Regions from separate parts of the Mus musculus genome. Here regions 1, 2, 3, 4 and 5 are each linked to region 6. A link is a loop called in an ENCODE intact Hi-C map of the cell type or tissue named here. Cell type or tissue: left cerebral cortex. All regions are shown on one strand.

Evidence for each region. Peaks named below come from ENCODE experiments on the same cell type or tissue, not always from the same donor. Only the 100,000 strongest peaks of a DNase experiment are listed, where the experiment ranks them.
Region 1: a loop joins it to region 6, with 2.3 times the contacts of the local background. A loop is called at or near these places in 9 of 42 quality-filtered maps.
Region 2: a loop joins it to region 6, with 4 times the contacts of the local background. A loop is called at or near these places in 4 of 42 quality-filtered maps.
Region 3: a loop joins it to region 6, with 2.0 times the contacts of the local background. A loop is called at or near these places in 5 of 42 quality-filtered maps.
Region 4: a loop joins it to region 6, with 9 times the contacts of the local background. A loop is called at or near these places in 3 of 42 quality-filtered maps.
Region 5: a loop joins it to region 6, with 4 times the contacts of the local background. A loop is called at or near these places in 5 of 42 quality-filtered maps.

Annotation. Positions count from the first base shown.
Region 1 is chr12:100,425,602-100,430,601 of GRCm38, forward strand. All of the region lies in intron 5 of Ttc7b (tetratricopeptide repeat domain 7B), which reads right to left. Among named protein-coding and RNA genes, the nearest start is that of Gm36375, 67 kb to the right of the region's middle. In left cerebral cortex, CTCF peaks have their summits at 2,727 and 2,926; DNase peaks (open chromatin) are centred at 417, 570, 832, 3,619 and 1 more place; H3K27ac peaks cover 3,964 bases.
Region 2 is chr12:100,573,290-100,578,289 of GRCm38, forward strand. Rps6ka5 (ribosomal protein S6 kinase, polypeptide 5) reads right to left here. Exons shown (of 17, transcript NM_001330702.1): 9 at 4,433-4,594; 10 at 2,346-2,471; 11 at 1,834-1,967; 12 at 1,142-1,235. Among named protein-coding and RNA genes, the nearest start is that of Ttc7b, 55 kb to the left of the region's middle. In left cerebral cortex, a CTCF peak has its summit at 2,645 (motif pointing left); a DNase peak (open chromatin) is centred at 2,570; H3K27ac peaks cover 285 bases.
Region 3 is chr12:100,358,378-100,363,377 of GRCm38, forward strand. All of the region lies in intron 15 of Ttc7b (tetratricopeptide repeat domain 7B), which reads right to left. Among named protein-coding and RNA genes, the nearest start is that of Gm51958, 11 kb to the left of the region's middle. In left cerebral cortex, a CTCF peak has its summit at 2,477; DNase peaks (open chromatin) are centred at 27 and 3,113; H3K27ac peaks cover 3,935 bases.
Region 4 is chr12:100,566,626-100,571,625 of GRCm38, forward strand. Rps6ka5 (ribosomal protein S6 kinase, polypeptide 5) reads right to left here. Exons shown (of 17, transcript NM_001330702.1): 13 at 4,204-4,374. Among named protein-coding and RNA genes, the nearest start is that of Ttc7b, 48 kb to the left of the region's middle. In left cerebral cortex, a CTCF peak has its summit at 3,015 (motif pointing right); DNase peaks (open chromatin) are centred at 1,116, 1,555, 1,948, 2,417 and 3 more places; H3K27ac peaks cover 4,787 bases.
Region 5 is chr12:100,349,414-100,354,413 of GRCm38, forward strand. All of the region lies in intron 16 of Ttc7b (tetratricopeptide repeat domain 7B), which reads right to left. It overlaps Gm51958 (a long non-coding RNA gene), which reads left to right. Exons shown (of 3, transcript XR_003950124.1): 1 at 1-274; 2 at 4,063-4,261; 3 at 4,580-5,000. Among named protein-coding and RNA genes, the nearest start is that of Gm51958, 2.5 kb to the left of the region's middle. In left cerebral cortex, a CTCF peak has its summit at 172; DNase peaks (open chromatin) are centred at 313, 2,886, 3,505, 3,891 and 1 more place; H3K27ac peaks cover 4,417 bases.
Region 6 is chr12:100,477,167-100,482,166 of GRCm38, forward strand. All of the region lies in intron 3 of Ttc7b (tetratricopeptide repeat domain 7B), which reads right to left. It overlaps Gm36375, which reads right to left. Exons shown (of 2, transcript XM_006516439.4): 2 at 1-5,000. Among named protein-coding and RNA genes, the nearest start is that of Gm36375, 16 kb to the right of the region's middle. In left cerebral cortex, a CTCF peak has its summit at 2,964 (motif pointing left); DNase peaks (open chromatin) are centred at 495, 1,601, 1,753, 3,057 and 2 more places; H3K27ac peaks cover 4,882 bases.

The sequences.
Region 1 (5,000 bases), 52 kb before region 6:
AAGCTTCACTTGGCTGTTTCCTGGCTTCCTTTTGAAGAGAAAAGTGTTGCCTCCTGGGGGAGGGGAGGAGGGTCCCAGCACAGCTGCAAACGCACCTAGCAGCACTCGCCACATGTTAGTTCACCAGACAAACTCAACACCTCGAGAGCAAAGTCTGGTTTTTTGTTGTTGTTATTTTTTTGGGTCCCCCCCACCCCCGTACCTATCTCTCCTGGTCTCAACAGCCTCACAGGAGCAAGCCAGGAGACCCTCAGGAAAGAAAAGAGTGAGCAGGAGCCTGCTTTGAAATCCCTTTCCCTGTCAAGTTTTGTGACTACCAGGGAACAGCTAAAGCAGACTCTCACAGAGAAAGATATACCCACTCACCACTGTGGGCACCGTCAACATTTAAAACGACAGAAACACAAAAAGATATCATCCATCTATGTTCTGAAAGTCAGTAACTCTTAGATCCCAGCTTGAGAATCTTGCTTCTCCTTCACGTCAACAAACCTTGGTGTCATCTGTTCTGAAAACGTGTGACATCAGAAGTAGACCTCCACATCAGGAATGAAAACAGCATGCTTCCTGGTACCAAAGGATACTCAGGTTTCCCAGAGCAAAGCCTAGCTTCTCCCTCTGAACGCACTCTTGCCTCAGATCCAGTGGCATGCATTTGTGAAGACAGATGGCATCTGTAGTCAGGGGCCAGGGATCAAACTCACAACCTTGGCCTCATTAGCAAAGGACTGTACAGAGCAAGGCAGCTGCAGCCTAGATATAGCAATGGAGGGTGTGACAGCCACGACACTAGGAAGTGACCAAGCATGCCAGGCTTCTGGATGTCTCATCTCAATCTAATGAGAGCTGTCGTAGGCTTAACAACATTTTTTGGATGACTCCACCAAGGGAGGCTTCCTCATGACAAATGGGAAGTAAAGTGTATAACTGGTCAGCTGGCCAGGCAGCGTGAGGTAACAGGAACACATCAAACCAGACACAGAGGGTGCCTTCTAGTTCATATCACATATCACAGGGACATGAAGGAATCCATTTAACACACATGCAAAAGAAAGCCCAGAGTGAAAAAGTGCACAAAGTAGGAAAGCAGCTGCAGAAGCCGGAGGGCTGCAGACAGCTCATCCTTCTCTCAGCTCTTCTTTACACCGCCAGACCCCAAGCCTCCGAGGAATGAGAAACACAGGAAAGCTCGTCCTATCTTCAATCCTCCTTCCTTCCAACCTCAGGGAATAGTCAAAGGACATCAACGTTCATCAAAACCTGCCTCCACAGGAAACTCACCAGGGAGTCGGAAAAACAAACCTTCTCTCTCGTGAACATAATTGTATCTTAACGAAGGGCAATTTTCTCAAGGATTTATTTGTATTTTATGAGTGTTTTGTCTGAATGTATGAAAGTGTACTTTTTTTTTTTGCATGCCTTGTGCCCATGGAGGCCAGAAAAGGGCCCTTGATTCTCTGGATGTGGATGCTGGGAACTGAGCCTCGGTACTTTGCAAGAGTAGCGACTGCTCTTATCCTCTAAGCAATCTCGCCAGAGCCTTAATGAGTCTCAATTTAATCCCAGAAGCCCAAAAGAATCCAATGGACTCTTGGATTCCTTAGTGTAATAATACTTTTAACAAACTAACCGTGTGGATCGATCACAGGGGAAACTGCCTTTCTGTGCATTTGTTTAGGAATCCTTATGTTTATCTGCAAACTTAAATTATGAGAGACGAAACAGTACTGACTCTGTAGCCAAACCTCATGGGTTTCAATCTTCTGTAAGGGGAACCTCTCTCCATTTTCTTATCTATTTTACAGCTCACTGACTTGCTATGAAAAGAGAAAGTGAGTAAAATACACTGGGGAAGTGTTTTTAAATGCCACCCCTCATCAAGGCTATCATCCTCTATGAGGGCTAGTTTTATGTCAGTGTCAGCTGCAGTCATGCGGGAGGAGGAAACCTCACTGAGAAAAGGCCCCCACCACACTGGGCTTGTGGATGACCCTATGGGGGCATTTTCTTGATTGATGATTGGTGATTAATGATTGATGTAGGAGGGCCTAGGTCACTATGGGCAGTGAAACCTTTGAGCTGGTGGTCCTAGGTGCTGTAAGAAAGCAGTCCGAGCAAGCCATAAAGAACATGCCATAGACGGAACTTCCCCATAGCTGCTGCATCAATTCCTGTCTCCATGTTCCTGCTTTGAGTTCCAACCCTGACTTCCTTGAATGATGGTCTAAAAACTGTAAGGTTTAACCAAGCTTTTCCTTCCCAAGTTGCTCTTGATCATGGTTTTTAACCACAGGAAAACCCTAATTAAGACATCTTCAAAAGTATACCATTGGGGGAGGGGATAATACTAAGCTCTACCTTCCAATTTATAGGAAGGAAAATCTTTATTTCTTTAGAATCATTTTACTTTGAAGACAAAAATGACATTCCCTAGTTGACTCCTTCACTCCCTTGGCTAGGTTTTGAAAGCCAACAATGCAATGAGTAGCCCATGAAGATCCTAATTCCCAGGTTGGGCCTAAGATGATAAAAGGCAACAGCCGGGCCAGTGAGATGGCTAAGGGGGTAAGGCCATGGTACACACTTGCTGAGACGCAAGCACACACACAGGCATAATTAAGTAAAAGATAACTGATGTCATGTGAGGTGAATAAGAAACTTTCTGGACCTACTTACTCTGCGGGGAAGGTGATGGTGACATCTCCTGAGAGACTGGTGCTCTGGGGGAAGAGGGTGAGTCCCAGACAATGCTAACACTGAACACAAGGGGGATCAAGGGTTTAGGAAGTGACTCTTTACTATGCTATCTCAGCACAGGCATCTGGGGCCTGCTTTGAGCTGATGAAGAAGGACCAGGACAAACCAAAGACTGGACGTGGCAAGGAAGTTTTATAAGCCTATGATACGAAAATGCAAAGAGCAGAGTAAGTCCCAGAACATTATATTTACTCTACCACAAGTGCCTGCTCAGTGGACCACAGGCTGGGCCTCCATAGCCTGCGCTGTGAGGTGGGCTCAGTCAGTTACAGAGTACCACTGAGTACCAAGCCTACTGAGTGTTTACTTTAGAAGATGATGGTAGTGAAGAAGCAAGACAGTCTAGAAAGCGGGAGTCCTAACAATCCTAAATGCTCATCAGTACTTGTCACCATCCTATTCTCCCAGTGCCTTGGACCATGGGAAGGAGAGAGGGAAGGGGTCCTTCTAAGTGAAGCACACATACTCATGCTAAAAGGTCAGGGGCAAGGACAAGAGTGTACTGCACATTTCAGTGAGTGGCAAACAGATACTGCATTGCCACGTTAACACAGTGCAATACTCCAAAGCTAAGACAAAGGGAAGGGAACAAAGAAATCTAAGAGAACACTTGACGGAATATTAAGGCCCTTAGGCATTGAGAAACCATGGCCCAATGGCCCTAAGGATTTGAGCAGTAGCAGAGGGGGTAGGTAACAAAGAGCCTCAGGATGGGAAGTGGTGGAAATCAGAGGGTGGCCTTGGGTCCCAAGCCCAACTCTACCCACAAGCAGCCTACGGGCACCCAATTACTAACCAGCAGAAGAGGAAGGACCATGACATTAAACTGTTGAGTAAAACGCCCTGTGTTCTCCGTGGGGAAGGAATGAAGAAGAGTGTGGGTTGAGGAAGTGCAATGTCTGTGGGATCCCCAGGCACCCTTGTGAGTTGTCCCAGATAGGAGCTGGGAAAGGTGAATAATTTAAAATTAGAGAGGAGGATCACAAATGGCAAAGTTGAAGTGGTCATGAGAAGGGGGAGGGCAGGAAGGGAGCGTGAGATGTGAGGCATGTGGAGACATGGACCAGGAGGAAAGGGCCAGATGCCAGACAGACACATAAGGGAAGAAAGCCACTCTCAGCTCTCTCCTGCTTTTTCTCACCTGAGAAAAGGAACAAGTGCCTCCCCCTAATGGGGGAAGGGAAAGCACCCCAAAGCCCTGACCTGCTCCTCAAAACCATCATCCTTGCATCTCCCTACCATTTGCGAACTCCCACCACCTACCATCTGGCCCTCCACGGCACACATAAACATTTACTGGGTGAAAGCCAGAAGTAGGCGCTATGATGCTCGGTTTAATAATAAACACTGCAAAATCAGAGCTGGTTTCCCTTATATGCTACATCAAAAATCTTTTCATGTATACTTTTAGATGTGAAGATGGGGAAATATGTCCATGGCCACTGAGCCAGTAAACAGAAAATTTGGGATCAAACCCAGGCCCAATATAGTTCCAGTGCCTAGAGAGTTGAAAGATGGCCTGTCATGATGACAGACCAGACACAAACTTGAGAACAGAGCTAATTCCAACAAGCAAAAGCCAAGCTCACCCAGAGGAAGGAGAGCATAGAGAAGACTGTGCTTGGGCCAGACCTAGAGGCTAGGAGACCAGGAGAGAGCTGAGAGTTCTGATCAATGGTCTCTGCCCCAGGCAGAAACACTGCTCAGAAGCCGGTCAGCTGATGAGAGAGTTGCTGTTCTGACTAGCGAGTAGAGAAGTGGGTCTGCACGTTCATCACCAGGACAAGCTTCTAAAGAGTGTTCTCTAAACACGGTGCTTTGTTCATGTGACTCTTCCTAGACAGAGTACATAGTCAGCCCAGAAGATGGTGGTCAGGTTTCCCTGTGCATTATAGAAAAAGACCCACTATGTGCATTCATCCATGCCACTCTTTCATCATGAGGAGAGCACACGACTCACTCTTCTGGGCACATCTAGGTCCCCACAGGCTGGGACAGAAGCTAACAAAGAAACCTGAGATAATACCATTACCAAGGTCACCATCATCTTCTGCTGAGACGACCCTGCACATCCTTCCCAGTGGCTTCCCATCCACCTGCTAAGGCAGGTAGGAGCTCATTTCCTCAACAAACTTGGGAAAGAGCTCCAAGGAGAAAGGAGGGCCCAGCCTAACAGCTCAGCAAGCTGAGCAGGACCTGGGAGCCAGCCCTTCCTGGATAATATTCTGTCCAACTTTTTTTTC
Region 2 (5,000 bases), 96 kb after region 6:
TGCGTTGTGAAGTTGGGATGGTGGGGCTTAGATACCAGCCTTACCATTAAGGCTAACTAATGGTACCTAAACTTCTATGAGTTGTTTTCTGACTTCACAGTGTTAAGCAAGGACTAAGATAATACATGTAGAGTTTACAGTACAGCACCTGGACCACATACTGCATAAACGGAGGCAAAAGTTATAATTACGATGTGTTCCTGCTACCACCTGATATCACCATAATGAGTCACTCTTAGCTGTGGTACTCAGAACTGAGTCCCAAAAGCTACTCTAGTCAAGAATGTCACAACAATAGAATAATGTGTACCTGGAAGAGGTTCTCTTTTCTAGATTGTCACTGATTACTGATCCTGGTACAAGTCTCAAGACTTTTAGGAATCTCAGGTCCTTTGTTGTTAAAATTAGATTAAAAAAAAAAAAAACCATGTTCAGGACTTGTTTTGGTATTTGTGCCTTAATAGGCATAGAATGGTAACAAGTTAAGGTTCTAAGAAGGCTTTGATACCTGTCCATTATCAGAGAGAAGAATAAATAGCACAATTTCAGGCATGGGAGGTGGCAATGGAGGGAGCTGAGAGGTGCTATGGACCAGCCATGTCCAAGTGACAGGCTTCCGTGTGAGACTTCTGTTGAAAAGCAGAGCTAAGAGTAGAAGAGAGCATAGAACAACCTGTCCTGGGGGCTGAGCAGACGCTGCCACCTGGAACAAGATGAAAGGGAACATCTGTCTTTCTGCTTCCCATTTGTCCTTTAACTTGCACCATGTGGGCTTAAGAGTCAGTCTGTCTGATGCTAGAAATGTAAAGAATGTTGAAGGCTTAAAGTCACTAAGTACTGACTACGAAGTAATTAAGTGAGGGTGGATGGCAGCCACACTCACAATAAGCACACTGCAATCTGTGACAGTGGCACGAGGGCCTCTTGCCCCTCTGTATCCACCCATGCCAAGATGGGTGAAGTAAAGGATGAACTGAGGCAGAGGTGAGGGTGTGTGCGCTACCTTCTCTCCCCTTCCCAGAGGCTGGGTGATAGTAGACGCCCCTGAGCTTCACTCAGCAGCACCAATAAAACTGGTGAGAAGTTGAACCCTGTATCTGACCTAGCCCATGTGCGCGGATGGAGGGAGTCCTTGAAATACCTGATCGTGAAAAACTTCATGTAGTTTCACAATATTGGGGTGTCCTTCGCAGAGTTTCAGAGCTGTTATTTCTTTCTGAGTATTGGCTTCCATCCTACAAAATCAAATAGTTTTCCAGCAGAGTTTCACATCAGCGCTCTCTCCCTGATTGTTTTTATTTATAGTGTATTCAGAATGCCTGTGTCAAAGTCTCAAAATGACATATCCACAAAAGTAGTAATCATACCACCCACCAGGAAAGTAAAACTTTTTTTAAAGAAAATTATGACCTCTGAATTAGAAGAGAGCTAGTCATACAAAGAAATGGATGCTCTTCTTGCTGACAATTTAGCAATGGTAATAACCTGTTACCAGAACTAGCTAGCTCTGTTCTTAAAGCCATCAGGAAGCTTGCTAAATACTTTTGACTGCAAATATTCAACAAATAAAAGTCACCAAGCAAATCTGATTAAATATATCATTACCACAAGACAGTTTTCATATAAAACACAACAGATTCTGATTTGTCCAAAACTGATTACATCATCAGAGAACACTAGTGCTAGAAGTATTGGACCTCAGCTAAAAAGGCAAATAACTAAGCATGTGTGCAAAAAGTCTCGCAAAGGAAACAACTGATTTCCTTCTCCGTAATTTCCAGAACTTCCTAAGTGGTCAAAAGCCCCAAGAAAGACTGCTAGGACTGGCCATACCTTTTGCTGATTATTTTGACAGCAAATGCTTGGTTAGTTTTTTTGTGTACACACTTGCGACAAATTGAAAAACTTCCTTCTCCCAAAGGTTTGTCCTTCAGATCTAGGTCATAGTGTTGATAGAAGGGTGAGTCCTGATAAAAGATCAACATTATTTAATTTAATAAAAGATTGGTAGTAATACACAAAGTATATGTAAAGCTGTAATTTAATGTGAAATGATTCAGAAATTTGAAAGCAATAAATTAAAACTCATTTAGTGTGCTTATATTTTCATCTATACATTTGTCCAAAATATATCATGTTTTATCATGGCAAAAAGGAGCTCATGCAGGTTGGCAGTGACAATCTTCTGGGGAAAACACTGCTATTCCCACTTATTTACTCATTTTCTAAAGTTGCCTTTTAGTTGAGTGATAATCTAGTAAATTTACTAGACTTAAAAACATCAGTTGGTGTTTAAATATTCACACAAATCACAGATCCAAACTGAGGCAGCCAGACCTATGTACCTTCATCATTGCACTCCTGGCAACATTTGTCACTCCAGGACGGTCAACTCCCATATGGAACTGAAGAGGATCTATGACAGCTGCGTTACGCTTGAAGAGAATAGATGGAGCAACGAAGGAATAGCCCTGAAAAGAGAAGAGATGCTAAAGCTCAAAGCTCTGCACTCTCACAGCTAGGCACGGTCTAGATGGCGATCATTTCTTTTCATAGAAAAAAATGTTCAGATGAAGATAATTTTATTTGCATTCAGAATACAGCATTAACTCAATAGCAAATGCTTCTCAGAAGGAGATATTGCCATCTTCTGGCAGAACTAGCCCAACTCAAAAAATCAAGGCAGAAAGACTTCCTCCCTATTCCACTCCCAAATCTGATGCAAGCCTGTGAACCTTTTGCATTGCTGATAATATCTGTTTATAAACTCATCTGACCTCAGAAGAGGCACAGTCAACACATCAAATAAAGTGGCCCCAGAACTGTTTCAAACTACAAAAATAACAAGTTTCATAAAAGTTCATCTTTAATTTAGCAATTATTGAATCTGTATTCTATGTTTTCAGAATAACTAAACTTAAAATTGAGTTTTGGAAAATAATACCCCAGTGGAAGGATGATGTGGTAAGCCAGAGTGATAAATGACACATAATTACTCTGTGCAAGCTAGGGCATTTACTAGTTTACCACCTACATAGATCCTTGGCCATGTTCTCCAGGGTCATAGGACAGGTGAGAGGCACACTCTGAATAGCCAGAGCAAACCACACTACAGGCACTGTCAGTGGTCAGAGAAGTGCAGCTATGACACAGTTCAATAGGCACAGAGTATCTGCATCTGTAAACGAACATTTCCTAAAAAATATTCTGCACTTTTAATTTTTTAAAGTTAAAATACAAAACAATGTGCTTTATATAATATTTCACATACACACATCTACACATATTGCTGTGATAAAATACTGACAAAAACAAACAGGTAAACACTCTTACAGAGAGTCAAAGTGCTCACTACTCTTTCAGAGGGCATTAAGTTCGTCGCATAATCTACATTAGGCAGCTTACAAGCTGAAACTGCAGCTCCAAGGAATCCTATACAATATACATACATACATACATACATACATACATACATACACGTACAAAACTATAAAAATAAATCTTTAAACAATATTTTGGCAAAACCAACTTGGAGTGGAAGGACTTATTTTAGCTCACATTTCCAGATTATAGCCCATCATTGCATGGAAATCATGGACTTTAAACCCAAAGTCTTTAAAAATAAATCTGTTTGTCTCCCTCCCTTCCGTTTTTGATTTTTGTTTTTTTGAGACAGGGTTCTACTGGCAGCTGTGTTCACTGTGTAGCTGAGGGTGACCCTGAACTTCTTACCCTCTGGAACACTGGGATTTCAGGTGAGTGCTACCAGACCCAGTTTTATGCAGTACTAGAAACTAAAGCCAGAGTTTCCTGCCGGCTAGGTGAGCACTCTACATCTCTGGCCCCCTCGATTCAAGACTTTAAGAATTAGAGAGCATGTATAATTTATTATTCACTGAAGATAAAGGTCCAGGTAACACTGAATAGTTTAAAGAATGGAGTAAAAAATAAAATAGCATTATAATTTTCACATGAGCCTCAGCAGAAATGAATTTTCAAGTATAAAATGAATACCTCGTCATAAAAAACAAACAGAGGTTGGTTGTTCGAATGCACACCTTTGATCCGAGCTACGGAGAAGCAGAAGTTCAAGACGCGTCTGTTATATATAGTGAGCTCCAGAATAGCCAGGGTTACACAGCATGACCCTGTCTCAAATGAACAGACAAAATATCCCACTAAACAATCCAAATCCCAAAACTCCAACTTCTGTCTCAAAAAAACAAAACAAAACAACAAAAAAACCTAAAACATACACATTAAAAACTATAATAAAATCTATTTAGTAAACTGCAAACTTCCAGATAGTACCTCAACATATCTCTAAATTTAGTTCTGAAGAGATTATAGAATTCTTATTTTATGCCAACAAACCACCTCACTAGGAAAACTGGCTTTCTTCCAAAGCATGTCTGGCATGCTGCAACTTTACCTGAAACAGTCGCTCGGAGCTCTGTGGCAAGGCAGCGGGAGAGTAGGTGGGGTCCATCTCTGTGAACTCTTCAGCGAAGTTACTCACATCTAACTCATCCCGGATCACCGGCTTGAATGGCGCAGGCACTTTTTTGGCAGCTAAGTCATCCCACTTTATCTTCTAGAGCACAGCAAGAAGATTGGGACAAGTCAAAAAAAAAATCAAACTATATTATGAACAATAGATATGGTTACTTTGTTTTTTCTTTTTTAAAGACAGAGTCTTACTTGGTAGCTCTAGCAGGCTGGAACTCTCTACTGCAACAGTTCTCGACCTCCCTAATGCTGTGATCCTTACTACAGTTCCTCATGTTGTGATGACCTTCAACCAGAAAACTATTTTCATTGCTACTTTGTAACCATAACTTTGCTCCTGTTATGAATCATAGTGTGAATATCCATGTTTTATGATGGTCTTAGATGACCCCTGTGAAAGGTTTGGTGGTCAAACGATCCACATGTTGAGAACCATTACTCTATGTAAACTCACTGGCTTTGAACTGAGATATGCTTGCCTCTGCCTCCCA
Region 3 (5,000 bases), 120 kb before region 6:
AATTAACATGAAATAACAGCTTTCAAACACTTGACTCATGATACGGAGCTGAAAAGGTGTGGGCTGGATCTAAGAGAGCTAGACAGGAAGAACAATAGTGGACCTGCTAAGCACACGTGATGGGAAGGCATTGGAAAGGAGGTACTGGGAACAGCATCAAAGAACCTGGCAGAGGGAAGAGCCAGGAGGCAAGAAAACAGGCAGCCAGGCCCCGTGCAGCCCCCCCCCCCCCCCCCGTGCACCCCTGAGCCCATGTGAAGGCTGAGAATGCAGGTCGGGGGCAGGGAGAGATGGCACTGCCTCTTCACCCACTTCCTGAATGTCAGTGGCTTTATAAGGCAGGGAAGAGTGTTAGAAACAGAACCGATGCTTCTCATCTCTCCAGAAACCTGACCCAATCAATGTCTTAGGGTGGCTGAAAACATCTGGTGGGAAATAAGTGACACAATGACTGGCATTAGTCTGATGCTGCTGAATCCAAAGATACTGTAAATTTAACCCACTGAGGAAATCCCAAGGCAAGAAAAACAAAACAAGTGATGAGAAAGCTTAGGACATGCCAGTGTTGGACATGAGGCAGTGAGCAGAAGAGGGACCATCAGGGTGGTCGTGTCACCAAGAGCAGCCATGACTTAAGTCAGAAGTCATGTACTTTGTAGACTTGGTTCAAAGTTCAGTAATCTCACTTAAAACATATTTTGTTCAGAGACTTATTGAAAACTTACATAAAATTAATGGAGAACAGGAGAACATGCTAAAACACAAATCCAACTCTGATGGTTAATCTCACTGGCCAACTTGACAGGTTTTAAAATCACCTGGAAGACAAATCTTGGCAGGTCTCTGAGGGTGTTTCTGACCTGGTTTAACTGGGGTGTGAAGACCCACTGTAAACTTGGCACACCATCCCATAAGCTGGGGTCCTTACTTGAGTAAAACAGGGAAAGCAAGTGAAGACCGTTCATTCTGCAAGGCATACAAACCAACCAGCACACCCTGCTTCTACCATCACACTTTCTCTGCGTACTCTTTGTCTTTCCCTAAGCTGCTTCCTGGTAGGTACTTTGGCTACAGCAAGGAGAAAGGTAGCTAACAGACTTCATTACTGATATTTATTAAAATTTAGCAACTTCTACAGCGTGTGCTGTGATCCGGCTCCTGCTACCTTAGTTTGTTCCTAGTACGTCATCTTCAGCCCAACTCAAGCCAAGGCCAACTCCTCCCTCACCTCACTAGTCTTCATGTGCCACGGGTCTTTGCAGAGGGTGCTCTGTTGTATGAAATGCCTTTTCAGGCCATGCATTTAGGCCTTTTAAGTGCCTACTCATCCTTGAGAGTGCATGGCGAATGGCACCTCTTAGCTTTAAAGAATGGGAGTAACCCCCCTCCAATGACAACACAATTGTCAAAAACCACGAGAGCTTACAACCGCAAGATAACAAATTATAAGCCAAGAAACGTATGCTTCCAAGACAAGTAAAAATAATAACAGCAGCAGCAGCTGTGAGCACTTGGAATATTTAATCACTGATTCCACAACAACCCTGCAAATTAGGCAGAGTTAATTCGGCCAGACTCATAGCACAGACAGTGAACTAAATCTCTCTGACTTTAAAGCACCAAACAAGAAGCAGGGAATTATTTTGAATCTTACAGTGACATGGATGGAGAGGGAGGCACTAGTCCACTGCCAAATATTTAAGCCAAATGTAAGACTGTGGAACACAACGTGGCATAAAGTGCAATCAGACCCTCCCCTCTCAAAACTTCCAGCCCAGTGAGTGGTCGACCACACTGTGGCCTTGAGCCTGAGGAGTTGGAGTTGGGGCTCTGACCCTAGAATGTCACATGCAAGACTTATTAGAGAACAGTCATTCACATTTGTGCATGTATGTTTGTGATCTGCCTGCTACCCTAAAGTCTGATACATACAAAATTCCAGTTACTCAAACTTTTACTTTTCATTAAAATTCATTAAATAATATTTTACCCTATTTTGAAAAATTTCAAAGAATCCTAAGATAATTCCTGAAATAAAGTCTATGTTTGGTTTAAGGAAGGGCTTAGAACGGACATAAAACATCCCAGTGAGAATCCAGGTCATGTGGTAATATGAAATTTCAATGTTCTTCACAGGAGATGAGTCTAAGTGGCACATCTCAGGGCAAGTGGGGCATCCAGCAACTATTTCCAGGATGACTTTCTGACCCTGCCAGATCTGTCCCACCTGCTGTATGTAAACTCTTGTTCAGCCTTCTCCTGGTGATACTCCCACAAGTCCTGACTTGGGCTGAGGAAAGAGAAAGCTAGAAGTTGCACACTGTAAAATTCTGAAACCTAATATACACAAAGGTTTCCAATCAAGAACAACTAGTGGAGGGCTAAGGAGGTGGCTCAGTGGGTAAAGAACTTGCTATGCAAACATGAGGACTCCCATGAATCCCCAGAAGCCACCTGCAGGCAGAGGAGAGATAGCACTTACCTGTGACCCCAGGGCTCCTAGAGAGAGATGGGAGGCAGAGACAGGAAAATCCCAGAAGACCATTGGTCAGTATGCAAGAGGCCTGCTCTCATACATGAGACAGCAAGGACTGGCATCTAAGGTAGTCATCCGACAGACACACACACACTCACACATCACAGCACATACACATCAAAGATCTTTTTAAAAAAATTTAAAGTCTGTGGCTCTAATTTCCTTAAGCTTGCTAAGTGCCTCATGGAGGAAACACACACATTAATCATGCAAACCTGCACTACTTCAATGTGAGGGCTGCATTCACAGCAGCTGATTTAGAAATAAAATCCTAGGAACCTGAACATTTAGGATCTTGTGATGATCTGTGAACTCAACTCTCAGACTCCGCACGCCAGGAGCCTTCCTTTGCTTATCTACTGAACGTGGGCAGGATGCAAAAGCAGCTGTGTGGAACAGCCCAGAAAATTTGCGCCGGTGGGACGCAGGTCCTCAGAGCTCTGGATATCTTCCCTGACCCTGACTTCAGAGCTGGGCAGCCCACGTGGAGACGGAGCTGCTGCCAGAGGCCTGAAGGAAAGCGAGCATGGGACTCTGAGCAAAGGAGAGACTGCATTAGCAGAGGAGGGGGCGTAGGGTGGGTGGGGCGAGTGTGCTCGAAAGACATTTTTAACTAGAGAAGACGGTTTGGCAGCCGACCCAACCAAGACAAGCAGGATGAAAAAATGAAGAGCAATGTGGTGATGAGGGAGATGAGGGATTAAAGCCAGATGAGTCAGTCGGGAACAGGTGTTCTGAAAGGGAAGGCGAAGCAGGCCATGTGCGGCCAGCCCTGTCCAGAACTGTATCTTCAGATCTCACCAGCCAGCTCTCCTGAAGGAACTCTACCTCTGTTTATTGCCTCAACCTACTATGTGCTGGTTGGAGCCATGGTAGTCTGGCTGGGCTTTCTTAATGGACCAATGCCAGAAAAACAAACAAACAAACAAACAAACAAACACATAAATAAACACCTAGCCTGTGGCCTCGAGTTCAGCTGCTGTGACTGGTGCCCACCAGGGATGACTTCGATGATGGCTTATAGCTGGGAAGGGGCCAGAGCTAAGACACAGACTTCTTATTCCCCTTTGTCAACATTTGGAAGGAACGAATGTCAGCCAGGTTAGGTGACTGTTAACACGTATTAACTATTGCTTGAGCCCTGACTAACTGCAGATCACTCAAATGATCTAATTCTCCATCTGTTACCCAGGGAACAATGTCATGGATCAGGTGGCTTACCCAACTGCATATTGACATGTTATTTATTACCTCATTAAAAAAGAAGTTACAAGTTTTCCCAATTAACGCAAAGCTTGAAAAGGCCTTAACAGATCTTTGAATACTTTGTTACTCCAAGTATATGGTCCAAGACATGTAGCTGCAGAATCTACAAGAAAGATTTTTGTGAAAAACAGAATCTCTATCTTTCTTCCACCTGTCACCCCAAGTGAGAATCCACACACAGCTAGGTTCCCAGGGATTGTGGGTGCAGAGTTAGAAACACTACAGCTCATAGCTCTCCACCCCAATGGAGGACGGACCTGCAGTGGTGTGCTTTGAAACAAAAGAAAAACAACTTCCCAGGAAAGAGCTCCCATGGTCCTTGCACTTCGGAAATATTTCCTGTGCTGATTCATTCCCAGGGGAAATTAGTTTATTTATTTAGAACTGAGAGCTTGTTATGTTGCCCAGGCTGGTTCCAAACTCCTGGGTTCTTGAGAAGATGGAGCTATTGGTATGCACTACACTTGCCTCCAGTACGACTCCTGGGAACATGGCTCCCAAGATAGGTGGGAATTCTGCACACCCAATCATATTAAGCCTGGAACTGTGGGTACCTTAGCTGCGGTATGGAACACACTATACCTGTGAGCACTTTCTAAGGGCTGATCGAGAACTCTGCCCAATGTTGCCCACAGAGCTATAGTGAGGGTATGCTAGGTGATCAGTCTCTCAGCCTGGGGCAATGAATCACAGTGGCTGTACCTCATGGTCCGCCCTTGAGTCTGGAGAGCACTGAGCAACTGTCCAGGAGCATATAGACATGGTGGGGTCAAGAATGAGCATAGTAAGACATTTCCTCGGGATGAAGAAGCAAATGCTTTTCCAGAATAGACAAGGAAATAAAAGGCGGGTTTAATAACCAGCTGGGAGAGTTTTGCATCATGCCTACCTAAATGGGCATCAAACTTGAATGTTTCTGAAATGTGTTCAAGTCCAAAAATCTCTGCTGATACACAAAACCTCACAGGCTTTCAATGAGAAACCCGTACTCTCAGGCTTTCAAGGGGTCCTTCTGGGCAACTGGTCCTGTTAAACACCCAAATGTGTTCTGCCTCCTGGTCAGCTGTCAACAGGGGGGACGAGGGCCTGAGGGCAAGGCTCTCCTCACTGTAGCAGCTTCTATGGTGAAGAACCCACCCAGTGGCTCACTGCCAGATGTGAGCCACTGAACTGCTAAGGAAGTTCTAAACACATGGCC
Region 4 (5,000 bases), 89 kb after region 6:
TATACAAGTGTGTGTGTGTGTGTGTGTGTGTGTGAGGGTGTGTGCATAAAATTTAAATGAAATTATACTACTTTTGGTAATAATGATCTCCCCTAAGAGCCATAGACTCAGAGAAACTCAGTGCCAAGCATGGGAAACCTTCCTTACCATTGTTGGTCATCGGAGTTCAATAGACTCCCAAAACATAGGCTACTGCCATTGACCTTAGTGCCAAAGACTACTGCTGAAGAAGATACTACACTTCAGACACAAGAGTTGGGGGAATTGGACTGAAGCTGATCTGGAAATCTCCTCCTAAGGAAATGTTCCCATGGTATTCAAAGCTGCCATTCAAACTGCCAAGGGAGAAAAGCAATCAGCAGTCCTACCCATGTGTAATGTCTGTGAGCCACAGCAATGACCAGCATTGCTACATATACCCAAAGTTAACTGCTATGACTGGTCAAGGGCCCTAGAGGACAATCTGCTAATGACACATTCCTAAACCTATGTATTCTTAATTGTATTGTCATTCCTATATCCTTAGGTAAGTGTAGCTCTCACGTCTCATTAAAGAAGTCTCTCTCTCTCTCCCTTCTTCCCTCTCACCTCCCCCCCCCCTCTCTCACTCACACACACACACACACACACACACACACACACACACACAATTTCTGTTGAGACAGTGTCTCACTAAGGCTGACTTGAAACTTATGTAGACCAGGCTGGTCTCAAACTCAGAGTTTTTGCCTCCTGAATGGTGGAATTCAACGTGTATGCCACCATGCTCAGGTAAGAAGTTTCATTTTACAGCAGTCAAGAGACCATCACCAAAATCTACAACTGGTTAGAATAGAGAGAGCATCACACCATGGGGTGCTCATCTTCAATGGAGAGTTCTACAGCACGACTCCTACATTTCAGGCTCAGGAAACATCCCACAAAAGGAGTTGGGGGATGGTTAAGAGTCAGAGGACAGAACATTTGCTGTGAGAATGTTTTCTGTGTGTGACAGGGAGCTGTACCCATGCAATTGTAACAATTTAGTGGCCTACGTAAGAGCAGCAAATGACAGCATCAGTTGCTATTCCAATATAGATGAGAGAACTCTTACAAAGCCCTACCAGCCTTAGATGAACAGCTACAGGCAATTAATAGCTGCCCAGAAAGGGAAACTCGGTTTTCTCCAAGGATAAACCCTGACAGATTACCTAATCTCAAGCAGCCAGCAGGAGTGAGGGGGCAGGGTAGGTGGAGTGGGGAGAAGGTAAGTGCAAATGATGTAAAGACAGTACTCAGTTATGAAATTATAAAACAGAAAAACTTAATGTAAAAAAAGAAGGGGGTGGAAAAAACAAAGAAAGGAAAAATTGAAATAGTTTTCTATCATACAATGCTCAGACCTTGATTTTTGACGACTGAGGTCACCAATCATGGGTGTTTTCTTGGGACATATCGGTCCTTCAGCAATTATACTAGAGGTTCTCTGTGCAGTGCCAGGCGGTGTGCTACACATCTTACCAGAAGCACGTTTGGCTCCATCTCCACAGGGCCTGTCAAGGCTCTGGCAAGAACGGGTTTGTTCCACTAAGACTAATGAAGGAATTCTTTGGTCATCTTGGAGGAAGTGAGGGCATTCCCTTTACACTGGCGACTCTAACCCTCCTCTCATAGAACACGTAAAACCAGAGCTTACTGCTTACTTCCTCCTGCCCCAGGGTAGCAAGGGAAGTATCAGGACAGTTCCACATGGGTGTGTGCATGGCCAGGAAGGGACAAAAGTAACAGTTGAGCCACTTCTATCCTCATCTCGGTTTCTGCCTGAAAATACTATCATATACAGAACTTTCTTAATCCTTTAAGAGGATCAATATGAAGACTACCAAGCAGCCCTCTAAGAATGCCAGTCAGCTTCTAAATCTGTCTGGTTCTCACCTAGAGCTTAGAGTTCTGTCTATGTAGAAAAAGAACGCCATCTAACTATCTAAACAGTCACAACTAAAATGCTGCCTAGGAAAGGGATTCAACTTTTAGTTTGGAAATAATATACTCTGCCATTTAAAAGTCAAAGTGAGAGCTATAGTTAGGAAAGTGCTAGTTCAAAGGTACGTTTTTACTTTCCTAAAACCCAGTTTAAGAATAAAATGATGGTAGAACATATAGTGTAATCTGACATTTCTGCTTCACTTCAAGCTACAAAAGCATCTATTTGATCAGGAAAGGAAGAAGACAAATTTAAATTCTGCTGCCGAGGACATGTGCCTCATTCGAGACACCATGAGATGACAGATGGCCAGTTATCAAAGAATAAAACATGTGAAAATGAGTTCTATACAGTCATGGAACAGATCTTTTCCATTAAAAAACTACATGCCTGTTCCTTGTCTATCAAGCAAACGTTTAAGTAGTGTGCTCTCACATTTAAACTAGACAGCTCATCTCGGAGCCCAGAGCACCATGTTTTCAGTGGGTGTTACGTAGGAGAGTGAGAATTGGGATGAAGGAAGCCGAGGGGAGCTAGCAGAGCTGTGAGTTCCTACGACACAAGCCACTTCTGATTAATTACTAGCAATGGGAAGAACAGTAATAAAGTACTCAAAAATTTAAAACCTTTAAAGGAATAAATCAATTGTCTTCTGTACCCCTGAGGATCACAACTGTGGGTTCAAACTACTACCCACTAAAAACTTCAAACAAACAGACAAAAAAACAAAACAAAACAAAACAATCTACCCACAAAAAAAAGCAACAAAAACCCCTTCAAAACTGTACAGAATATGAAAAGATTTTTTGTGATTATTCCCTAAAATATACATATTTATCATTTACATCAAAATAGATATCATAAATAACTTAGAGAGAGGATTTAAAGTATACGAAAGGATCACGTAGGTTATATGAAAATAAAATAATATTCAATTTCATGTAAGAGGTTTGATATCCATAGGGAGCTTCGGTACCAATCCTCCACAGATACAGAGAACTGTATTTGAATACATATACTGTAGCTGTCCTCAGACACACCAGAAGAGGGCATCAGGTCTCATTACATGTGGTTGTGAGTCACCATGTGGTTGCTGGGATTTGAACTCAGGAATCTTCAGAAGAGCAGTTAGTGCTCTTACCTTCTGAGCCAATTCACCAGCCCTATGTTTCCACTTTTAAAATATCAATTTTGTTTGAGAAAGGTTTTCTCAGTGTGGTCCTGGCTGTCCTGAACTCACTCTGTCGACCAGGCTGGCCTTGAACTTAGAGATCTCACTTCCTCTGCCTCCCAAGGGCTGGGATAAAAGTATGTACCTCTACTGCCCATCTTTTTAAAACATTTTTAAATAATTTAAGCACAAGATTAAAAAAATTGCTTTTACAGAAATATTCTTTTTTGATTTAATAAAAAAGGAACATCAAGCCCATTAATATTTTAAATAGACTTGAAAATATATTATGATCACATAGAAACTAAAAATAATATCCTATTTTAGAGCAGAAATATATATAATTTCTCATTTGGTAAAGGATAATTTTTAAAAAAAAAGTCATTGGCTTTTGTTTTCCAAGCTCATTATTACTTATTTTTAAAAAGAGAGGAATTTTCATATTTTTGATACTAAAAATGGATCATTCTGAGTTAAAACCTTCTTAATTAGCCTTCTTAAGGAAATATAAAAAGTTGTTGCTCTGCACTGCTCTCCAGGTCTATAAATACCACAGTCGTGAGCATACTGAAGCACATATAGATAGGACAGCTTATTAAACCAAGGCAGGGCCTCGTGTGTAACTATGTAGAACAGAATCCCATACATTACTGTTTAGGAGCTATCAATTTGATTTAAAAATGTGAAAATTAAGGTTTCAAAATACACTATCAAACGAACAAACTCCCCAAGATGGAATACATATAGCAGTGCTTATTATTTTTTGCTACAAAATTTTCCATCGCTATTTTTAGTATACAACTGTTGCATGAAGCATTTTTCCCATAAAAGGCTCTCACACTTACAAATATAACCTCAAGATGATCAGCTGGCAAGAGGGGAAAAAAAGAACAAATTTATTTTAGACTGACACAGAAAAGAGAAGAGAAAGAAAAAAATCCTAGGAAACATCTTCCAGGATTTACTTAGTGGCCCAAGAGAAATAGCAAGCGTCCTAAAGGCTGACAGCTACTCTAAGGCTAGCGAACAAGGAGAGCAGGCTGAGCTGTCCAAGGTCACAGAGGCCCACCTCAGGCTTCAGATCTCTGTGCACCACTCCTACATCGTGCATGTGGCTCACAGCTGACACAAGCTTCCGCATGATGTAGCTGGCCTCAGTCTCGCTGAAGTGCTTCTTTCTCTTGATGCGCTCGAACAGCTCTCCGCCATTCAGAAGTTCCATCACAAGAAACGTATGAAGCTAGAAAGATGGAAAGAAAGAGCAACGTGGGGCCTTACTGAAAAGATACGGGTTACTCTATAGGTTATTTATTATTCAGCAACTTTAAATAATCCCTTGCTTAAACAACCTATAACAATCCTTGCATTTAAAGAGTTGAAGAATAATGTAGCTTTTTAGAATTCTATTTTAGCAATGAAAAATTTCAAATATTTCAGCAAAATCTTTACAGTCTTTTCCTTTACTTCATTTTATTTCTATTGAACTCTATTTTAATTTTGAATTTTTATATTTTCACTTTAAAAACTGAGAGCCGAGGTGACAAAATCTATGGTAAATAATGCAGGGGGTTGCTAAGTAGTGTTATATGCAACTGCTGCCACTCAGCTAATGGGTAGTTTCCCTTGAAAGAAAGATAGTGTTTGATAACTTCAGGGCTCAATGATTAATTACAGGATTTCTGAGAATATTTACTGCAAATACCCGCATCTCACTGTATATGTTTCTGTGGAAGAGACCTTCCTCCTGGCTGTTTGCAGAACAGAGTGTCCTTCTGGCTGCCTTTGGATCAAGATGTATCTTGGCTCCTCTAGCATCAAGTACTTCCCACCATGATGATAAAGGACTGAACCTCTGAAACTGTAAGC
Region 5 (5,000 bases), 130 kb before region 6:
TCATACAACATGTGCTGAATGTTTCTAACACTGGTCTGGTCATGTAGTGTTTTTAATATAAGCAGTCACAAAGGGTTGGTGATCTGAACACTGCGAAGGCTCCTCGTCCAGGGAGCTTTCAGAAGGCTTTGTCTCAATGTACGACGATTCTGGAACCCACGAGGCATTGACCTGCCTGGGCGCCCGCTGGACCACACTGGGGTACTGCAGCTGTAATGTTATGGGATTCCACCTCACCAAGCTGCAGAGAATGAGCCTGGCTGCCACGTGTGAGGTATGAAGGGATCCAAAAGCTGGGATCCTGGAGCCTGGATGGGGATCTGGGCTCTTACTCTCTGTCTGTCACTAATGAATCATCACTGAGAAAGCCACTGTACCTGGGTGACTTTTCTGGCTAGATGATGGAAGTAAAGATTCAGAACTGGGTAACAGTTGAAAGAGTGTACAGATAGCGCATTCTGGCTAGTTAAAACTTCCAGGCACATGCCAAGGGTCAGAAACACAGTTCCCTTTAAACACTTGTCTCGGTCACTATGCCTGGTGAGTTTCCCAGAGACAGCTCACCTCTGTCTGGCCTTCTAGTGCAATTATGGGAGATGTGGGAATCTAAGGGCTCCCCACTTCAAACAGTAGAAATCAATTGCATCCAGAATCATTAATAATGATACAAGACCTATCTCCTTCCACTGGTAGAGCAACTACCTCTGGGTCTATCCTGCAGTTTGTCTTCCATTGCCCCTTTAAAAACAGCATTCAAGACAACTAACTACACATTGTTCAAAATGGGGATATCCTTTCTTCATATTGAATGTTTTCTTCCTAGATCTCAGGGGTGCAGAGAGGTACTTTCAGGAGAGGAAATCAGCAAGACCCCAAGTCTACGGTGTCTATATACAAAGCATACACCTCCAGGGAATTACTGTTCCCCTGTTACGACTGACAAGTCAGAGCATATATAGTAAACACTGGTTAAAATGGGAACTGTAGTTTCTCTTAGAGACTCTTCCTGTCTTCCACAGCTGCAGAAGCTAAACACAAGAGACAGGGTGTGGTGGTGAAAGACCAGGAGTCAGAACGCCAGAGTTCCTATCACAGCTTTGCCTCTTGTGATATTGTGTGGTACACAATATATATTTCATCTCAGAGAGGGGCTGCAGACAGGAACCCTAACAGAGGCTGAAAGGAGAGGTGAGGGTCTGGGTTTGGTCCAGCATTCCTCACTATGCGCCTTTCCTCCCTTTTGGAATGCTGATGTATATTCCATGCCCTGTAGGTTGGAAGTTGTTATCTGCTTTTTGACTTGGATTGCATAGGGGGTAACAAACAGTCAAGAGATTTCCTTGAATCCCAGAAGAGACTTTGGACTTTTAAACAGTGTTGAGACTGTGATAGACTATGGGACTTTTGGAGTCGGACTTTATGAATTTTTTTTTGCATTATGATATATATATGACCCCTATAGGGGTCAGGCAGTAGAATGTAGTAGCTTGAATAAGAAAGGCTCTCATGGGTGCACAGATTCAAATGCTTGGTCATTAGAGAATGGCACTACTTGAGGGGGATTAAGAAGTGTGGTCTTGTTGGAGTTAGGTGTGCCCTTAATGGAAGATGTGTGTCACAGAGGCTGGGCTTTGAGGTTTCAAAATTCCAAGCCAAGCGCTGCAATCTCACTCTTCTTGCTGCCTGTAGATCTCGATGCAGAACGCTCACCTCCTTCTTCAGCACCATGTCTGCCTGCGTGCTGCCATGCTCCCTGCCATGATAATGGACTAAACCTCTAAAACCCTCTGAGGCCTGGGTCCTAATCACACAAGCTTTCACTGTGTCTGAGCCTTGTGTCAGTAAGAAGAGTTGTGAGCAGTAAGAAGAGTTGATCCAACATGGCACTTGCCCATTCATTCTGCTTTTCTGAAGGCAGAAGGAGAACACATTCTGTAAGATAAAAAAAGCCCTACCAAAACACTGGTGATTATTAGAAGGCCTAAAGTAAAGAAAACCTGCAACAGTGTGTGTCAGCTTTAAATGTTGTTTGTTAGTAAGTGATTGACATAGGAGTTAGGAAGAAAACAAGATTTTCCAATCATAAGGATGTCATTTTAAGGCTAATGACAGAGAAGGTTCAGGTGGCAGTGATCAGAGGTGGGAAAGAAGTGACTGACAAAAGAAGAAGAAGAAGAAGAAGAAGAAGAAGAAGAAGAAGAAGAAGAAGAAGAAGAAGAAGAAGAAGAAGAAGAAGAAGAAGAAGAAGAAGAGGAGGAGGAGGAGGAGGAGGAGGAGGAGGAGGAGGAGGAAGAGAAAGAAGAAGAAGAAGAAGAAGAGGAGGAGGAGGAGGAGGAGGAGGAGGAGGAGGAGGAGGAGGAGGAGGATCTGGCTGTCATCAACAGAAGCAGTATGCTGTCACAGAGAGAGCTTTAGTGTCAGACAGCCTCCTGTTTGATGGTAACTCCACTCAAATCAAAGTTGGAAAACTTGGGTATGCTGCACACTCTCCTTTAGCTTTTCATTTCCTCTAAAGTTGGGGCAACAGTAGCTGTCTTGCAAGGCTTATAGGGAGTAGAGGCCCAGTTTGGTGCTGGCACAGAGAAGTTCTCAGTGAAAGCGATCACTATCAGCCCCGGCTGAAATGATGCGATTTGGGATGCTGAGAGCCCATGGGGACCTTTCTGGTGAGAGTCTGGTCAGGTTCACGCTGTTCTGAGTGGCTAAGTCATTATGGAGAAGAACTGAGAGGGCTTTGTTCTTTACTAAGGGAGAGAAGACGAGCAAGTCAGATCCCTATCTTAAATGCAGGAAAACATTCAGACCCAGGAAAAGAGAATCTGAAACCACAGCACTTCCCCAAATGTACCCTGGGGAGAACGTCCACCCACTGCTCAAAGCAGAAACTGTGTCCTCCAAGCGCAGGTGGAGCCCCATTGGTACAACTTGTCCAAGCTCAGCTCTGCAACCCGCTTCTATTGAGATTTCCCTCAAGCAAAAATAAAGATGGAAAGAGCTGCCGAGAACATACAGTCAGGGGCTGCTCTCATTGGCCACTCTCAGGCTGGCCCATGTCTTCCTCTAGCTCCTCTTAGTGCCCTGAGGGCCCGTGCTGAGCCTCAGGATGACCGGTAAGGGCCTCGGGGACGATGGGGAACCCAGACAGATGAAGCAAAGAGGCCACACTGAGCACATGGAGGCAAGGGCAGTAGAGTCAGGGGGTTGGCACAGATCTACTCCCTTTGGACTCCAACTGCTCCCTGTAAAAACCTTCCTGCTCAAATTTCAGCTTATTTTATTTTTAGTAAAGGATGCTTCTCACGTACCATGATTCTTGTGTGAAAGTCCATATGACCTAAAGAGCCTGGAGGCTGTTTGTTGTTGGTCCTGTGGTATTGCATCTGGGGGCTGTGAAGTGTGCCGACTGCAGAGCTAGCCTTGTTTGTGCATGCTACATGCCCTAGGCAGGGTCACTTCTCATCCCAGCTGCTCAGGCATGCCTACGTCTGTGCAGTGGTAAAGGGTTTCGGAGAAACATTTATTTATATCCTGAGAAAATGAAGTTGAAACAGACAGGGAGCTCTGATAATGGCTGTCCTGTCTCCACCCATACCCAGGGCTTTGGGAGGGCTCATGTCCACCCCAGGGTGGGAACACCCTGCTCTGTCCCTAAAAGATCTTTCAAGGAAAGAAGAATATGGTCACAGGCATTTGGTTAGGTATTTTTAAAGGCTTTCCAATTCTGCTATTTTTTTTCTCTGCACATTCAATATTCTTGGTTGCTAAGTGGGAGGAAATGTGGGGAGGTGGGAGAGGTGTGGAGAAGTGAGGGAATTGGCAACGAGGAAGCTGATGGTTTATTTTCTCCCTTCTAAAGGGGGGACAGGCAAAAGATGGGCTCCACGGGGGCAACCAGCTGAGCAGTACCTGCTGCAGGCTGGGTTAGAGGGCCACGCCTCCCACGTCCTGATTCTATCGAGGGGCCGGGAAAGGGGCTTTTCAGGGAGATAAAGACTGCCATTTCCCATTTTTGCTTATAGAGATGAGTAGGATTTTTAAAGTAAAAATGATTTTTATTTTCAGATCAAACTGTGACAGGGAAAATGTGAGATTCAGCACGGCTTCTCCTTCGCCAGAGGGAAGGAAGGGAGCGAGGCGCAGCGTGAGGGGACTTACTACATCTCAGAAGTCCTATCAGACCCTGTGAGTGAAGCTGGCTTACCCAGGGGCAGCCCCATACTCCAAGCTGCTCTGTCATAGCTGAGTCGCCGGTCTATCTGAGGTCAGTCCCCGCGGCACACCCACTTCCACAGGCTCTGAGTCTGAATATTTGCTTCTTAATGGCAAAAGCCTTTTTGATTTGTTTGTTTGTTGAAACACGGTCTCTCTGCAGCCTAGGCTAGTCTAGAGCTCATTATCTTGTCTAATTTGGCCTGGGACTCTCAGCAATCCTCCTGCCTAGTCTTACTCAGATTTGGAATTAGACTGTGAGCCACATCACATTTTGTTCAACTGAAGACATTTTTGTTAAAAAAAAAAAATCAAAATTCCCACTTCCCAGTGCCACAGCCCAATTCACAGCCACCTCTCCTCTCTGTAGGTCTCTGCAGACCATGACCACCAGTGAACTTGGCTGCCTCCTACTCTCCTGGCACCACCGAGTGACAGACACCGTGTTGCCTCCTGACTCTTCAGAGCATGCTGTATGTCATCCATCCACCTTGCCATGAATTGAGAAGCCTTCTGAGCATCTGAGTCACAGGAAGTCACTTGAATCATCGGATAACGCTTTGCTAAATCACTCTGGCAGTGCGCCCCAGACTTGGGGCAAACAGATTATGGGGTGTTTGTTAGTGACCTCCTGGGGGGTCGACTGGCTGTTCTTTCCTGGATCTGCTGACTCAAAAGGGTAGCATTTTGACGGTCTGGTAACTACAGTACTACACAGTTCTGAAGGGGCAGAAGGAGATAACCTATAGAAAACCATTAAGACAAATAAATTTTATCTGTGGGGATACAAT
Region 6 (5,000 bases):
GGCTCGATTAAATAAAATGTTTCCAAGGTTAACAGTTAGTTAGCAAGTATTCAAACTTTCTTGCTTTTTAAATTGAAGAAGTACACAGACATAAGATTAACCACTCACAAGCTGCACTTGGTACAATATTGTATGGGTACTACTATTTATTTTTAAAACCTTATTTCTTTTGATTGGCAAATAACATTCCACTAGGAAGAAATGCTTCATTGTTTTAAATCCATTAATAGATTGCTGAATTTTGGAGGTTTCCCACTTCTTGCATAGCTGGGGAGTCTGTACAAGCCTTCCTGCCCTGCCTCTCGTAAGAGCCTAGGCTTTAGTTTGCTTGGCTACACTGCAAGGCAGGAACTGGTGGATCATGTTGGGCAACTCTTTTCTGTTGTAACATTTTAAAGCTCTGTTTGAAAAAAAATCACACCTACATAACTATACTCTTCTGGGAGAAATACTGAAGTAAAAGGGGCGGGGGTGGACTCTGAGTAGACATCTGGCTTTGAACCCTTGCTTCTTAGCACGAGTGCCCTGTGAGTCAGGAGCATGCTGTCGAACACCCTGGAGCCTTTCTCCTTGTCACGAAAACGTACAGAGTGACATGTGCTGGCGACAGTGCCAGGGCCTGGCATTCAGAAACATTGAACAAATAGTCACCACCTTCACTAGCATCTTCCTAGCACCAATGACAATTCAATTCCTTTTTTTTTTAAGGGGATATCTAAAAATACAGGAAAGTCTCAAGCAGAAAGCAACCATCACTCCCATTCCAGCCCCTCAAAGTTAATCCCCATTAGTGCAACCAACTCAGACCCTGATCCCAAGTGTGATGTCTTGTCACTGTGGCCTTGGCTCATTTGCCCTAAGAGAAGAGAAGATGTATCACACTAGGATACTCTGCAGTATAAAATGGAACCTCTGACCATCCAACTACAGCAAGGGTGACAGTGACCAGGGGACACAAGCAACTGTCCTTGCCTCACTGCATGAGACCCCAGGGGGCAGCAACTAGATGTAGCGCCCTAGCTGGGATGGACTTCTCAGAACAGCCGCTTGGAGAGAAGGAAGGAGCTAGTCTTCAAATAATGTTAAACAAACAAACAAACCAGTCAGCAGCAAATGTGACAGACACAGTGTCTCTGAAGAACTCGGGACAGGACAGGTAAGACGGCCAAAGCCTGGAAACCTGAGCTTGATCTGGGAGTCTCTGCGGTGGGAGGAGGGAACAGACTCCTGCAAACTGCCCTCTGACCTCCACACTCTACGTGCATACACAAAGATACTAAATAAACAAACATGTAAATTTTAAAGTTTTAAAAGATAATTCAGAATAGACACCTCTGCAGACCTTCACTTAAAACTGTCTTAAAGCCTTCTATGGACTCTTTGAATTCCTACTGCCTCCAAAAGGAAAACCAATGAAAGAGAAGTCTACCAACACAAACAACATAAAATATGAATGTGGGTCAACAGCAGCAAAAGGACTTGTGCTCTTCTTACAGCATCTAAATATAAACAGGCAGCCCTGGCCAGCAACCTGAGCTGCGAGGCCCACTCCATACGGCATGAAGCCTCCTGCCACAGCGCAATCACAGCCTCTAGAGTAGAAAGGGTGGGAAGCTCAAAGGAGAGGTACAGTTTGCTAGCAGCTCTCCACACCATCAAGGCCAGACAGCATCCCCCACCCCCACCCAACCCACACACAAGTCCTGAGCTTCCTTTCCACCATAGCAAAATTGGCACACAGGAGCTCGGCAGTGACCTACTTCTGACGTCCATCCCTACCACACATGGACTTCTCTAGAAAACGACTTGCCCCCTCACCATCCAAAGGGATCTCAGAGCTTCAAATGCAGAAAGCAGCTTTTCAAAGAAACGCAATGAGGCTTCTCTGGTCTCCTGCACGCTCTCTAGACACAGGGGACATAAGCACAGGGGAGTTGAGGCTGTGTCCGGTGTCTCACACGGTCTCAGGCACTGATTCGTGAGCTTTCTACTTCAGTAGCTTCTTGGGACACAAACCCCCAAAGATCAGAGAACTGTCTTGTTCTACTGCTCACCTAGAAGGTCATGTTCATTTGTAAACACGCGATTGCTAAAGCTTAAGACAAGATTCTGTTGCTTCAAAGAACCCGTCAGGAAACCCTGGCGCTTTCACATGGGCTTCCTTACTACCACGGACCTTCACCCAGGAGGATACAGGGCACGATCCCCGCTAACGATCTCATGTTTTCTTTCCCTTTTCAAAGGTCCCTGTGTAAACTCAGTCTCTGCTAAAGCTGTCCCAGGCATTCATGACAGGCTGATAAGCCTGGGTGTGACCCAGCTGAACAACTACAGGCTATGGAGCTTCCTCCTAGAGAGTGCAGGGCATTCCTGGACCCTCCTCACTATAGTTCCAGTTTAACAGAGAAGCCCAGGCAGCTCAATTTTCTCCATGCATCTCTGAACTCCCGTTTAATAACCCAGTGACCTCAGTCTCCGAAACTGCAAATGCCAGCTCGGCCTATAGGGACGCTAAGTCAGCCTGCCTTGGAGCAGGGTAGGAACTATAAGGTATTAAGACACAAATGGCAAGCAGATAATTTTTTTTTCAGGTTGATTGGTTTTACTGCTGGGTCTGAAAATATGTTATTGATCACAATTTAAAGAACTAGGCATGTCTTTAAAGTCCAGAGTCAAAAACTATTATTGTCTTATAAGCTATTGGACATGTTTAAAACTCTTTTTTTTTCTTTTTTTTTAAATTAGGTATTTTCTTCATTTACATTTCAAATGCTATCCCAAAAGTCCCCCATGCCCCCCCCCCACTCCCCTACCCACCCACTCCCACTTCTTGGCCCTGGTGTTCCCCTGTACTGAGGCATGTAAATTTAAGTAAGGTATGTGATGCACCTGGAAAGGAGCAATTGCGCATGCGCTACAGTGGTTCCTGTCTGAGTCTTGATGAGGCTCCTGCGACCCCTGGTGGCAGTTGCCCACCTACTGCAGAACGACCTCTGACCCCTGCAAAAAGTTGTGATCCTGACAGATGTGGCCCTAAGCCACAGCTTTTGGTTTATCATCTTGCTATATAATTCTGGGTTCTGGATTTTTAAAACCTGTCCGGAACTCCAAAGTGTCCCAGATATCCTTAAACAAAAAAGTCTGAGGGCTGCCTGCACTGTTTAGTAAAGGCTGTCTGTCCACAACCTCCTGCAGAGTCTACACTGGTTCTAAGAGCTGCTGTTCAAAGGACCTCAACACAACCAGGATCAACCTCTGTCACTAAGGGTGTGCAGTCTCACGGTGACACAACCGTGAAGAGGTGGAGTGATGAATCTTCCCACCAGCTCTCTTAAATGGGGCCTGTAGCCATGCTTGTCTTTAGGGTAGCAAGGATCAAGGGGAATAGGGCCAAGTGGTTAGGACATGTTTAGGACACCTTGCAAGATGCAATCACCACCAATAATTTAGTACTACATCCCAGAACCCAGCATTCAGTAGTCCCTACATACCCTGAGGCCTCTCTGCACAGAAGCTGCCACCTCTCATGGGCACTGGGCAAGGCACAGGGCAGGGACATGCAGCCAAAGTGGGGCTTCCTGTTTCTCCTGCTCTGCGCTCTCCCCAGCCCGCTGTGAACAGCTACACCCTACGCCACACTGCAACACCTCGCTGTCCACAGAACAGTCTGTGCCCTGCTCCCGCCCCCAAGAGAGCTCTGAGCTTTCCAAATATGGGTGTGTGTGTTTTCTTCTTCATTTCCAACACATCATGAATATCTGGGGGAAGAAAATGAGCACTAGACATGGTTTGGCAGCCACAGAAGACTAGGAGGGGTTGTGACCAAGCAAGGCTTGCACCTGGGATCCAATTAGTCAAAACACAAGAGCCAGGCCGGGTGATAGCCCAAATCAGACTTGGTGCAAGTCCGGGCCCCTAGGAGATTCTAGGAGGAACCCGACTGCCACAGTGCAAGAGCTAACTGCATTACAAAGGCTCTTTAGCCAGACAGATGGGAGGCAGTCCACAGACCTGGAGGTGAGGGTCAGCAGGAAAGGAGCCACAGACAAGATTATGTGCTTCAAAGCATGCTGGACCACATCTATATTCATCTAAATAGACAGGATTTCAGACACGCTGAAATTCCCTCACTTCCGACTTAACAACCAGTGTCTATCCGAGTAGAGTTCATGACCAGTTGTGTACCCGGCATGCCAGGGCAAAGCTAACAAACGGTCTCGTGCGGGTAGGGTAGCCTGTGAGGCAGCTCCACCCCTCCTCTGTACACAGAAGCAAGGCAAGCAGCGTGGACATGGCACAGCTTCACTGCCCAGCCTAGACCATGTGCCCGTGTAATTGCTAATCCCATGAATTAATTAATTAATGATACAGTTATGGAAAGGCAAGTGGCAGAAGGGAAACGATTAAACCAAAGCAGAGTGCCAACCTAGACTGTGTGGAACCAGCGGGAGGAGGGTGGGGTCTGCATGCAACAAACAGTGTCAATGAGGGTGAAAGTCCCATGTCACTCAGACCCCTCTCTCCTGAGACCAGAGCTAAGGGACAAGAGAACAGCAACGAGCTAGAAGAAGACAGAGCCAGTTAGGGAGTGGGCCTGGAGGAGGTGGGGCAGGTGAGTGGGCAGCAGGCGGCCTGGAGAAGGGGTGGGTGGGTAGAACACAGCAGGATATGAGGCCAGCCTGGCCATCTGGGAGCCGGCCACAACTCTGGAAGGAAAAAAAAGTGTGCCTACATTCAGCAGAAAACTCACTGGGAACCCAAGCTCTGAGCACAGGGACACTTGTACTCTACTGTGGACTTTTAATTTCAGCTTGACTTGAGCTGACACTCAGGTCTCTGTCTAGCTGCTGCCTTCATCGTACGTGAACATCACCTGCCGCAATAGGAAGCACACAGAGGGGAAGTCACATGTTACTCAGACCCCTCTCTCCTGAGACCAGAGCTCCACTGAGTACCCTACCTCCAGATAACCCTGTCACCACTGGGAGCATCAAATCAGT